Regions from separate parts of the Homo sapiens genome. Here regions 1 and 3 are each linked to region 2. The links are chromatin contacts, found by Hi-C or POLR2A ChIA-PET in ENCODE. All regions are on one chromosome and are shown on one strand. The core of a region is the stretch at or near the end of the contact, and the rest is flanking DNA. Distances in the headings are between cores, read along the strand shown.

Region 1 (4,303 bases), core at 1,648-4,147, 82 kb before region 2:
AAGCAGCAGCCGATCTTGCTTACCCCCCACACCCTATTCCCAACCAATTTTGGGGTCCTGACTGTGCCTGAGCTGGGAGAAGGTCAATGGATCCTTCAGGTTTAAGGAGGCAGTGGAAAGAGGAGGTCACCATTGCTGTGTGACCTGGGGCAGGTTCCTCACCCTCTCTGTGCCTGAGCAGTGAATGACGATGCCACCCTATGGGTGAGTTCCGGAGCTGCCTGGCACACATTCATGATAGATAAACAATGGTTGGCTGAGCATACTGGCTCAGGCCTGTAATCCCAGCACTTTGGGAGGCTAAGGTGGGAGGATCGTTTGAGCCTAGGAGTTTGAGACCAGCCTGGACAACATGGTGAGACCCCTATCTGTAAAAAAAATAAAAAACAATTATCGGCTGTTGCTTGGATTGTGTGCCTGTCCTGAGCCTTCATTTCTCCATCTGTGAGGACCCTCGGAGGTGCTGGGTTGGAAGTGGCTTTGGAAACCCACGGGGCTGAGCGGCAAGGCTGAGTGGGAGCTCGGGGAATCCTCGCCCTCACTCGAAGTCTCCTTGAGAAGAGGCTGATGCTTGGCCGGGCGAGATGGCTTACGCCTGTAATCCCAGCACTTTGGGAGGCCGAGGCGGGCGGATTGCCCGAGGTCAGGAGTTCGAGACCAGCCTAGCCAACATGGCGAAATCCTGTCTCTACTAAAAAATGCAAAAATTAGCTGGGCGTGGTGGCGGACGCCTGTAATCCCAGCTATTCGGGAGGCTGAGGCAGGAGAATTGCTTGAACCTGAGAGACAGAGGTTTCAGTAAGTGGAGATCGCGCCACTGCCCTCCGGCCAGGGCGACAGAGTGAGACTTTGTCTCAAAAAAAAAAAAAAAAAAAAGAAGTGGCTGATGCCAAGCGTCAGGAACAGATCCCTGCAAGTGCCCACCCCAGCTCCTGTAGGGGCTTCTTTTTTATTTTATTTTATTTTATTTTTTCTTTTGAGACGGAGTCTTGCTCTGTCGCCCAGGCTGGAGTGCAGTGGCGTGATCTCCGATCACTGCAAGCTCCGCCTCCCTGGTTCGCGGCATTCTCCTGCCTCAGCCTCCCAAGTAGCTGGGACCACAGGCGCCCACCCGCCTTGCCTTCCCAAAGTGCTGGGATTACAGGCATGAGCCACCGCGCCCGGCCCTGTAGGGGCTTCTGGCCTGAGCCCTGACCCCCTCTGCCCCTTCCCCACAGAAGTTCAGAGGCTCCGTGCTTGCAGTTCCTCCACCTGTTCCGGCTCTCTCTGTGTGGCCAGCAGCTTCTTGTCCACTCGAGACTTGGTTTGACTGGACCTCCTCTTAAATTTTTAAAAAATTTTTAATTTATTATTAGTAGTATCATTTTTTTGAGACAGACTCTCGTTCTGTCGCCCAGGCTGGAGTGCAGTGGCGCTATCTTGGCTCACTGCAACCTCTGCCTCCTGGGTTTAAGCAATTCTCCTGCCTCAGCCTCCTGAGTAGCTGGGATTACAGGCACCACGTGCCACCACACCTGGCTAATTTTTGTATTCTTAGTAGAAATAAGGTTTCACCTCGTTGGCCAGGCTGGTCTCAAACTCCTGGCCTCAGGTGATCCGCCTGCCTCGACCTCCCAAAGTGTTGGAATTACAGTTGCCGCTGTGAGCCACAGCACCCAGCCGGCCTCCTCTTGCTCTGTGGAAAGGAGGTGCCACCTCGGGGTCCTGCACTTCCTGGGCAAGGCCAGCTGGTCAGCCTAGGCCCTGGCAGCCTCCTCCTCCCTGCCCTGAGGCCCCAGCACTGCCCCCTTCCTGCTTCCACCCCTGCTTCTGACTGTTCCAGAACCCTCTGTGGCTGCTTCTCATGTCACTCAGGGCCCACATCCTCCCCATTTCCTGCCCTTCTGTTTGCTCCTGTGTCCCCTGGGCACAGGGCCTTTGCACGGGACTGTCCTCCTGACCCCTGCTGGTCCAGAATGTTCTTTCCCAAGGTGGCTGGCTCCCTCGTCTCTCAGGCCCTTCCTGAATCTTCAGTGTCCTTCTCTCACCTTCCCTGACCACCTCTTCATTCACCTCCTCACGAGCCCGCCCTGTTTCTGGTTTCTTTTTCTTTTTTTTGAGAGTCTCGATCTGTCGCCCAGGCTGGAGTGCAGTGGCGCGATCTCAGCTCACTGCAACCTCCGCCTCCCAGGTTCAAGCGATTCTCCTGCCTCAGCCTTCTGAGTAGCTGGGATTACAGGTTTGTGCCATCACGTCCGGCTAATTTTTGTATTTTTAATAGAGATGGGGTTTCACCATGATGGCCAGGTTTTGAACTCCTTATCTCAGGTGATCCGCCCACTTCGGCCTCCCAAAGTGCTGGGGTTACAGGCATGAGCCACTGCGCCTGGCCTGGTTTCTTCTTTTTACAGCATTTATGCATTTGATATGCATATGCTTGTGGCTGGCTCACTCCTGTGGAAGGGAAGGATTGCCGGGGCTGTGTCACCAGCACCTGGGACAAGGCAAGTGGCCCTAGTGCCAGGCTCGTGCCAGGCCCTGGGCTCCAAAAGAAGAAGGTGGGGAGGGAGGTGACAGGGACACAGGCCATCTGGGGGTGGCTGTCAGAGTAGTGCTGGGAACAGCAGGTGAAGCCCAGAGGAGGAGAGGAGGAGGAGAGAGAGGAGGGGGATGGGGGATGGGAGTGGGGGATGAGTGGAGGAGGATGGAGGAGGAGGGGAATGGGGAGGAAGATGGGGAGTGAGAGGAGGGGGATGGGGGAGGAGAAGGAGAAGGAGGAGGAGGAGGAGGAGAGAGGGATGGCTTCCCACAGCTGCCTCTCGGGGGCCACTGCCCAAGGCCAGCCTCTGCACTTTTGTCCCTGAAGCGGGTGTTTGGCTCCAGGATGAGGTGGCGTCAGCAGCCGACCCGGGCCTGTCGCACTCTGGCGGGGGACTGTGGGCTGGCCCTGCAGAGCTCAGCCCCCGGCTGAGTCACAGCACAGCGCCAGGCGTGGGCCTCCCTAACAGAAAGCAAACTCCAGGCGAGAAGGTCTGGGGGCGGGTGGGGACCATCTACGATAAAGGCAGCCCCAGTTGGGTGAGGAGGGCACAGACCATCGGAGGGACAGAAAGACCTGGAAGCCTTGGATTTAGGAACTAGACTGGTGCTTTTGGTTTCTTTTCTTGTTGAGGGGGCTGAGGATGAGGCTTTGTGAAACCAACCAGGAAGAATGAAACACAGAGCTGGTCCGACACCCAGCTCGAGGGAGGGGGGCCGGAAGCTTCTGGAAGTTGGCTGCCCCTAAGCAGGGGCCACTCTAGCCCACAAGGCCAAGTTGGCAGAGGCAGACGAGGGGACTCTGCGGCTCAAGTCACGGGCCAGGAGCCCGCAGCTGCCGGGCTGGAAAGGTCAGAGCCGGCTCTGCGTCTGGCTGCGCCGGCAAGAAGCCACAATTACGCAGGCAAAAGAGCCCGGGGATTAGCCCCAGCACCTGGGACCCTGAATGGTGAGAAGGCACCTAGGGGGTGTTGGAACACATTCTGAGTTCAGAGCCTGGTCAGGGAGAAAAAACCAAACGGAGATCAGGAAGGGGAAGGGGCCTTCGAGGGCTTTCCCATCCCAACTTCCCAGGATGCCTGACCCCAGAGCTCCTGGATTTGATCCACGCCTCGTGACACACACAACCCCTGGGAGGAAGGAGCCCAGGCCCCTTGGAGAGCCCCAGAGGCCTCTAAGGGCCGGTGAGTCTAGGACATGGGGCAGGAGCTGCAAATGGGGCCTCCCTGCTCCCCACCCTTCCTTCCCTCCTCCTCTAAACATTGCCCCACCCACCTCGCCCTGTGAGCCCAGCCCCCTGCACGGCCCACACTGTAGGGGCATGGGGTGTGCCAAGAGATGCTCCTGTCGACCAGGCGCAGTGGCTCATGCCTGTAATCCCAGCACTTTGGGAGGCCAAGGCGGGAGGATCACTTGAGATCAGGAGTTCAAGACCAGCCTCGCCAACATGGTGGAACTGTGTCTGTACTAAAAATACAAAAATTAGCCGTCTGTGTTGGTGCACACCTGTAATCCCAGCTACTCAGGAGGCTAAGGCAAGAGAATCGCTTGAACACACGAGGCAGAGGTTGCAGTGAGCCAAGATTGTGCCACTGCACTCCAGCCTGGGCAACAGAGCGAGACTCCGTCTCAAAAAAAAAAAAAAAATGCTCTTGTCCAACAGGCAGGTGGGTGCCGTGGGCCGGTGCATCCCAAGGCTTCCAGGCCCGGGCCCCCAACTGCTGCCCCTGCCTGTGTTGAGGGGGCGGGTTTGTGAGGTTCAGGGCAGGCCACATCCTGGACCCCA
Region 2 (4,231 bases), core at 546-3,045:
GCTGGAGCTTGCAGGTTGGAGTGCAATGGCATGATCTCAGCTCACTGCAACCTCCGCCTCCTGGGTTCAAGCGATTCTCCTGCCTCAGGCTCCCGAGCAGCTGGGATTACAGGCATGTGCCACCACGACCGGTTAATTTCTGAAATTTTTTAGTAGAGACAGGGTTTCATCATGTTGGTCAGGCTGGTCTCGAACTCCTGACCTCAGGTGATCCGCCCGCCTTGGCCTCCCAAAGTGCTGGGATTACAGGCGTGAGCCACTGCACCTGGCCAGGGGCTAGAGTTTTAATTTTTAAGGATTTTGGAGTGGGCTGAAGTGTGGAGGTCATTGCTTGGTGAAAGAGTGCAGGAGGTGAAGTCACAGACAGTAAGAAACTGTATTCTCATGCAGATTCCGTTCCTCTGTGGGGTCTTCACACTGGTGGGTGTCATTGGTTAAGGATTTCAAAAACATCTTAAGAAATTCTTCTAAAAAGTCTTATGATTCTAAGGTCGGAAATCACATCTATAGCAAATGGTCGGTATCAGGTGCTACAAGCAACTTGCGGTCACAAGGAAGTGGGTCAAAGTGCAGCCTGATTAGTGCTTAATTATAACTAAGTTTCTGTCCAGAATTCTTTTTTTTTGAGACAGAGTTTTGCTCTTGTTGATCAGGCGGAAGTGCAATGGTGAAAACTTGGCTCACTGCAACCTCCGCCCTCTGGGTTCAAGCGATTCTCTTGCTTCAGCCTCTCGAGTAGCTGGGATTACAGGCATGTAATCCCACCACCAAGCCCAGCTAATTTTGTATATTTAGTAGAGACAGGGTTTCTCCATGTTGGTCAGGCTAGTCTAGAACTCTTGACGTCAGATGATCCACGTGCCTCGGCCTCCCAAAGTGCTGGGATTACAGGCGAGAGCCACCGTGCCCGGCGCAGAATTCTTTTTTTTAGAGATGAGGTATTGCCATCTTGCCCAGACTTGTCTCGAACTCCTGGGCTCAAACAATCCACCCACCTCGGCCTCCCAAAGTGCTGAGATTACTGACATAAGCCACCATGCCTGGCCCCCAGAATTATGAATCCTGTGAGGATGGCTTCAAGGTGAGCGCTGAGCCAGACAAAAGGATGGGGTTTGGGAGCACCCTGCTTAGACTGGAAAGATAATGTTGGAGAAGACTTCCTGGAAGAGGGGCTTTTTGCGTAGAGTTTTGAAGAATGAGTAGGAGTTCTCCAGAGGAGGATGAGTAACTGCAATAACACCCAGTTTATCAAGTGCCTCCTATGTGTCTGGCCCTGTGCTTTACCCCTCATTTGACCACCTCTCCAGTGAGAGTCTCAGTCCTTTTTTTCCTGGTGAGGAAACAGGCATGGCAGAGAGGCATGACACATCAAGGTTGCCCTTCCTGGCTCCATCTAGCCCGTTCTCCTCTGCTTCCTTTGTTTTTCACCATCTTTAGCCTTTGACCCCAACCAAAAAGAGAAGAGAGGAAATCCCATGGGCATAGACAGCCACCTCTTAAACTCTTGTCTGGAATTTTTCACATAGTAACAATGTCTTTTTTTCCTCCAAAAAGACTCCCAGGCTGGAATGGTGTCCTCATATCGAGGAAGAGGATACTGAGGCCCAGAAATGTGCCCTAGCTTTACTAGGAGCGCCCCCACCTAAAGATCCTCCCCCTAAATACACCCCCAGACCCCGCCCAGCTGTGGTCATTGGAGTGTTTACTCTGCAGGCAGGGGGAGGAGGGCGGGACTGAGCAGGCGGAGACGGACAAAGTCCGGGGACTATAAAGGCCGGTCCGGCAGCATCTGGTCAGTCCCAGCTCAGAGCCGCAACCTGCACAGCCATGCCCGGGCAAGAACTCAGGACGGTGAATGGCTCTCAGATGCTCCTGGTGTTGCTGGTGCTCTCGTGGCTGCCGCATGGGGGCGCCCTGTCTCTGGCCGAGGCGAGCCGCGCAAGTTTCCCGGGACCCTCAGAGTTGCACTCCGAAGACTCCAGATTCCGAGAGTTGCGGAAACGCTACGAGGACCTGCTAACCAGGCTGCGGGCCAACCAGAGCTGGGAAGATTCGAACACCGACCTCGTCCCGGCCCCTGCAGTCCGGATACTCACGCCAGAAGGTAAGTGAAATCTTAGAGATCCCCTCCCACCCCCCAAGCAGCCCCCATATCTAATCAGGGATTCCTCATCTTGAAAAGCCCAGACCTACCTTTGAGCCTCAGTTGCCCCATCTGTGCCCTGGGTAGGAATATCCTGGATCCCCTTGGGTCTGATGGGGTAGCCGATGCCTGATTTGCACCCACAACGTGGGAGGTTATAACCTGTCCCCAAGTTGCAAATGGGGAAACTGAGGTACAGGGATGCCAGGGACCCTCCTGAATGTGCACAGCACCTGGGAAACCCGGGGACGGGGTCGGGCGTGCGGTGTGGGCATGGTCCCTGACCTGGGCTGGGGCCAGGATCCAAGAGAAACAATGGGGGTGTGGTGCATGGATAGAAGTTTGTGATGGGCAGAGCCAGCTGGAGCTGGTTCTGAATCTGATGAAATCGCTTGTCAAGGCACTGCTAAAGTCACATGCAACGAGCGACTTGTTAGGGGAGGAGGAGAGTATTTTCCCCATCTCTGTGCCCTCCATGGAGGCTCCAGGGGTGCAGGGCACTGGATGAGGTCTGGGCTGTGGTGGGACCCAGGAGGGGGCAGGCAGAGGGGCACACTCTTAGCCCGCCCTAAACCCATCTGTGCCGTGTGACTCCGGCAAACCTCTCACCCTTGCTAAGCCTAGCAACTAGGTTAAGGCACCCTCAAACCCCAGTCTCCCCAGTCTCCCTAACACTTGTACCAGCCTGAGGGGCTGTGATTCCTAGAGGCTCAGTAGTCTGGAATGTGATGGGTTTGGCACTCTTCATTTCTCGGGATTACACCTGTAATCCCAGCACTTTAGGAGGCCAAGGTGGGAGCATCGCTTTAGGCCAGAACATTGCAGCCTGGGCAGTATAGCGAGAATCCATCTCTACCAAAAATGTTTAAAAAAAATTAGCCAGACATGATGGTGTGTGCCTGTAGTCTCAGTTATTCAGGAGGCTGAGGCGGGAGGAGCACTTGAATCCAGGAGATTGAGGCTGCACTGAGCCATGAGTGCCCCACTGCACTCCAGCCTGGGTAACAGCAAGACCATAATAAATAAATAAATAAGTGAAGCAAGTAAGTTTTTGACTGCCAGAAGAAAAGCAGAGCCATGGTTGGAATCTCAGGCTGCCTGAATATCAGATATACATTAATTCCTTCAAGTATTTACTAAGCACCTATTGTGTGCCAGGCACAGTGTCAACCAAGCTAAGATTCTAAGTAGGGAATATGAATGATACACAAGGAAATAAAATAGGGTGCTTCCTATTTTAGGCAGGCTGGAAGGAAGAGGAGGAGCCAGCCATACTGAGATTCAGGAGATTCAAGGGGAGAAATGCCCTTTTTTTTTTTTTTTTTTTTTTTTTTGAGAGGGAGTCTTCCTCTGTTGCCCAGGCTGGAGTGCAGTGGCACGATCTTGGCTCACTGCAACCTCCACCGCCCCGATTCAAGCCATTCTTCTGCCTCAGCCTCCCGAGTAGCTGGGATCACAGGCGCCAGCCACCATGCCCAGCTAATTTTTGGTATTTTTAGTAGAAGCGGGCGTTTCACCATATTGGCCACATATCGGCCAGGCTGGTCTTGAACTCCTGACCTCAAGTGATCCACCTGCATCGGCCTCCCAAAGTGCTGGGATTACAGGCGTGAGCCACCGCGCCCGCACGGAGAAATGCTCTTGGTAGGGGAAATAACTTGTGCAAAGGCGCCGCCGCCGTGGTGAGATCCAGCTTGGCGTGTTAGGGGAAATGGGCACCCTCGTTCCTGGAAAACGGTAGGCCTGTGGGTGACCAGCTTCCCTATCTGTCTTCCCACAGTGCGGCTGGGATCCGGCGGCCACCTGCACCTGCGTATCTCTCGGGCCGCCCTTCCCGAGGGGCTCCCCGAGGCCTCCCGCCTTCACCGGGCTCTGTTCCGGCTGTCCCCGACGGCGTCAAGGTCGTGGGACGTGACACGACCGCTGCGGCGTCAGCTCAGCCTTGCAAGACCCCAGGCGCCCGCGCTGCACCTGCGACTGTCGCCGCCGCCGTCGCAGTCGGACCAACTGCTGGCAGAATCTTCGTCCGCACGGCCCCAGCTGGAGTTGCACTTGCGGCCGCAAGCCGCCAGGGGGCGCCGCAGAGCG
Region 3 (4,264 bases), core at 219-2,718, 120 kb after region 2:
TAGGACAGGATCTGCCCAATCCCAGGCACTTCCCACTGGTCCATCTGACACACCTGGGGGCCCAAGAGGTGATGGCATCACATAAAAGCAAAAGAAACTTGAAACCACCAATCCAGGCAAATTCGGACTCTCCCACAAATGGTCCATCCTTGGGGAGCATCTCCCCCACATCCTCAACCTCCAGCTACGTGTCTGCGGGTGGGCAGGAAGGAGGGGAGGCAGCATGGGCACCAGTGACCAGGACAGCCCTTTCCAAAAGAAGGCCCTGAACACAGTCAAGAGGAAGAGGAAGAAACACTGGGGCCTGGCGGGCAGGTCCTGGGGCCTCATGAGGGTGGTTTGGGGTCAGAAGACACACGATCAGGAACCAGGCGTCACCCCCAGAGGCTGCTGGAGTGCGTCCCACAGAGGCATGAGCAGCACCTGGCATGGGGACAAGGAGCTTACAGCAAGTGGGAGGTGCTCTGGTGCTCTACGCTAAGCTGCCTGGTGCCCCACAGCTCCACGGGGCAGGAGCACCCGGGAGGCTCCTACCACCACAGCCAGATAGCCCATTGAGGACGCACACCCCCAGTCCAGCACCCAGAGGTGAATGAAGGATTCCAGGACAGCAAGGGAGACACATGACCACCCTAGGGTGGACCATGGAACAGCTGTGGGTACACAAAGGCTCCCTGGAGCCATCATCCGTGGAGAGCACCAACTACGTCTTCTGAGTTGTGGGCAGGCCAGGAGGGGAGGGAGGTGTCCCAGGTGAGGGCCAGGCCTGTGGTGACTGTGCCTCGCAGTGGGCAGGGCTGCCAGAACCCAGCAGTGAGCTCACCTTAGTCAATTCTGCCAGCGGGCACCCCCACCACCAGGGAAATCCTGCAACCAGCCGCATCAGGAGCAGACGTTTATAACTAAAAGATCAAATATCCCCAACCACAAAAGTCCCAGTAATCCACACATGGGACTTCCCAAAATCCCATCTCTGAGAGATGACAACTGAAGAAGCCGAGGAGGAAGAGACGGTGTTTAAATGAGAGAGAGGGCCCAATGACAACGGACACCAGACACCTGCCACTTGTCATGTTGCAGATGCCAGGAGGAGGAGTGGGAACACGGGGTGGCAGCATGGGTTAGTGTTCTGCAAAGAAACCCAATGACCTTCCTGTTTTTGCTTCTGAGACAACTTAGGGAAGGAGTTTTGGGCCATCAATGCGGAATCCAAAAGCCCCTGTCTTGGGAAACCACGGGGCCACCTGGCCGGGTGTGCCAATGCCCAGCAGAGCTTCGGTTATTAACAGGGCAGGCCAGCGCTCCAGGCAGGCAGCTCGGCACTTCCAGTGGCTGCACACCCACCACACACAGGCACAGGGCTGGGAGGCACTGCTCGGCTCCCTGGGCCCTGCCAGAGTGGCTCCCTATCACTTGCTTATTTTATAAAGTGGCACTTTACAGCTGGTTTAATGTGGTAAAACAGGAACCTGGCTTAAAAAGAAAAGGGAACTCGCACTGTGCCAGGCTGGCACCCAGCGCAGGGACATCCCTGTAAGCATCCGTGGTCTGGAGAGTGTCCAGTGGCACCGCCCGCCCAGCAGTCAGGGCCGCGGGTATCTTTATGGCATCTGGGAGGGAGCACCCCCACCCTGGGGTGATAAGTGGGATGAAAAGAAGGTGACAGAGTTTTTCTGTCTTATTTCTGGAAAAGGCAACTGGCAAAGCTGGAGAACAGCAAGGGAGTGAAGCAGACCCATAGGAGCGAGGGAGCCCCAGCAAGTGGGGGGCACGTCTGGCCAGGCTCTGAGGAACTGAGCTGCCCGTACTGGGAATCCCAGGCAGGATGTGGGCTCTTGGAGGTGATGGAACAGACAGAACAGGCTATTGCAGGACACACGTTCCTCCTCACCCGGCCCCACCACATGTTCATCTAGTAACAGTTCACCAAGTGAGCTGATGTGGCCCCAGACACCCAGAGCTCAGGGTACGTGCAGAGCCACGGCTGCTGAGCACTCAGGGGCTGTGAGGAGATGTCTGAGCAGTGGTGGGAAGGGACGGGACCTGTTACTCTGGCCACCTGGAGCCAGCGGGAGTGGAGAATGGGCTGTTCCCAAGCACCCGCCTAGGGCTCAGAAACACCACCCTTCCTTGGGTCCTGCCGAGCTTCCCTCCTCAGGGAGCCTTCCCTGCTGCAGGCTGGATGAGGGCCCACGGGACTGTCACTCATCACTCCCGTTCAGAATGCACCTGGCTAACTGGAGTCACACGTGGGGGCCTGGCTGCTGCCTGGCCAAGGTTAAGGACACACACTCTGGCCAGACGCTAGGTCTGACCCCACTCCTATCCATGTGGACAACCCGCTCACTCACATCCCCCCGCCTGATCCAAGGGGCTCACTGAAGCACTGACTCCTCGGCATCCAGGGAGGCCTCGCCTGGTGGCTGCAGCGTGCAGAGGATCTGCGGGCTGTCACGGCGGATGCAGGGGTCAACTGTGCTGGCACCTCTGCTAAGCATGCATCACTTCATTTTGGCCTCCTCAGCCACTTGTGCCAACAGGCCAGGGACGGCACAGAGAGGCTGGAGGGGTGAGGCTGAGGAGGAGGGGAGGTGGGCAAAGGGCATCTGTCAGCCATCTACCTAAGGGTGTGCTCACTGACGCACAGAGGCCACTCCTGCTCTGTTTTTCCAAAGCAATCTGTGACTCTCGGGATTACCCACATCTCAAGTCACATCCTGATTGAAATCCATGACGCGTGGCTTGCTTTGCTAAATTTCCCCTACATTTTCTACAGAGCTCAGCATTCTTCAACTCCCATCTGAAATTGCCATGTACATCTCATCCCTGTCACGTTCATCTCTGCCTGGGAGGAAGGGGAAGTGGCTACAGACTCCAGAACCTGCAGCCTGGGTCCGGTCATCAGAGCAGTGATGCTCTCTGTCATTGGTCAGCAGAGGTTAGGCCCACCTGTCAGGCCTCAGAAGAGCCTGGCACCGCCCACAGGGTGGATCAACGGGTTAATAAGTCACAGCAGAAAACCTGAGGCTCGACTTTAAATAAACAGAACTCTCCCAGCTGCATCCCTGCCAAGGCCCGAGAGTGACACTGGCACATGAGCTATATCTCCCCCCACCAACACACCCCATGGGCTGTCATGAGAAACACTGCATATACCAGAACCCATTTACTCTGGGACACTCTCCACGGAGCCCTGCCACCACCTGTCCAGTGGACAGGGCCTGAGGGACACAAAGCCCCCACAGCCCTGAGCACCCGAGGAGCCACCTGGCCTGGGGATGTGTGATGCCTGCGCACAGGAGGCTCTCAGCCCACAGCTCCAGCAGAGGAAAAAACTCTTGCCTTGTGGAGACAACCCAGGCTTTGACTATTCTGGGCTGCCAGGGCTGTGGGAGCAGCAGGTCAAGGTTCAGGACATCTCACCCTCCTGCCATCATGGCCAAACCTCAGGCGACTGAGAACGATGGGCAACTTCTGTGTGCCAGAGGGCAGTGACATACCAGGACATCAGGGGAACACAAGCCACTGTCCCGTAGCCCCCACTCCTCTCCCATCCTCTCCTCCCCTCCCCTCTCCTCTGTGGTGTGCTTTCTTCTGCATCTGCCACAGCTCACCCAACAGCAAATGCAATCCCAACTAGTTAGGCTCTTGTTAGGACTGAAGATAGCTTTTGCTATTCTTCTCTACTCAATTCTTCATCCTAAGGATGCTGTGGCCAGTCACACCCTCCCACGGGCAAGGGCACCCGGCAATAAGCCCCAGCTACTGCCATTACTCATCCCACTTCCCAGGCAGGCAGGAAGGCAGGTGTGCAGAGCACTGGGCAGGGCCATAGTACCTGTGCCACACACACACATGCTCTTCACCTCATCCAGAGTTTCCTAGGTTTTGGTGCTTCAACAGCCCTCAGTAACGCAGGCTCCTTACTATGAGATAGCCTGGGAGAGAGCTGGGGTTTCTGTGATGGGAAAGGGCTAAGCCGGGAAAGGAAACAGTGTGTGACTGGCGCCTTGCAAGCCACCTAAGGCACCAGGCACACACAGGGGAGGGGAGAAGAGGACGGGAGAGGAGTGGGGGCCACGGGATGCGGCTTGTGTTCCCCTGATGTCCTGGGACACAGCTCCCTGAACCCCAAAACACCCCACGGACAGGAAAGCAAAGTAAGGAGAGGTGAATGTGAGTTGCAGGAGGGGCTGCAGGCACTGACCTGACCTCCCACCCACAGGATGACCCCACACAGCAGAGGGAGAAACTGAGGCCCAGA

The links. A loop is a pair of places that touch in the nucleus more often than their neighbours do. ChIA-PET counts read pairs that join two places held with the same protein, here RNA polymerase II (POLR2A). Pooled maps may share reads with other maps.
Region 1: a loop to region 2 is called in a pooled map, with 2.6 times the contacts of the local background. The contact joins the enhancer-like site here to the promoter of GDF15 in region 2. A Hi-C loop is called at or near these places in 2 of 37 single-sample maps with no recorded cell type and 5 of 50 pooled maps. POLR2A ChIA-PET finds 5 or more read pairs at or near these places in 14 of 52 experiments (A549, A673, AG04450 and 10 more).
Region 3: a pooled map shows a loop between it and region 2 (2.2-fold over the local background). The contact joins the enhancer-like site here to the promoter of GDF15 in region 2. A Hi-C loop is called at or near these places in 1 of 50 pooled maps. POLR2A ChIA-PET finds 5 or more read pairs at or near these places in 3 of 52 experiments (HEK293, Panc1 and WTC11).

The regions. Positions count from the first base shown.
Region 1 is chr19:18,301,759-18,306,061 of GRCh38, forward strand. No RefSeq gene overlaps it. Among named protein-coding and RNA genes, the nearest start is that of LSM4, 19 kb to the right of the region's middle. RefSeq lists enhancers at 2,941-3,320, 3,211-3,716. Within about 2 kb of position 2,898, at least 37 of the 41 ENCODE cell types and tissues checked have a DNase peak (open chromatin) inside an H3K27ac peak, as active enhancers do; they include A673, HCT116 and endothelial cell of umbilical vein, where a contact is called at or near this core.
Region 2 is chr19:18,384,363-18,388,593 of GRCh38, forward strand. GDF15 (growth differentiation factor 15) reads left to right here and starts at 1,796. Exons shown (of 2, transcript NM_004864.4): 1 at 1,796-2,104; 2 at 3,924-4,231. The coding sequence starts at 1,828. MIR3189 (microRNA 3189) reads left to right here and starts at 2,200; the gene lies at 2,200-2,272. RefSeq lists enhancers at 1,340-2,162, 1,751-1,920.
Region 3 is chr19:18,501,639-18,505,902 of GRCh38, forward strand. All of the region lies in intron 1 of ELL (elongation factor for RNA polymerase II), which reads right to left. Among named protein-coding and RNA genes, the nearest start is that of ELL, 18 kb to the right of the region's middle. RefSeq lists an enhancer at 2,995-3,044. Within about 2 kb of position 1,469, at least 23 of the 41 ENCODE cell types and tissues checked have a DNase peak (open chromatin) inside an H3K27ac peak, as active enhancers do.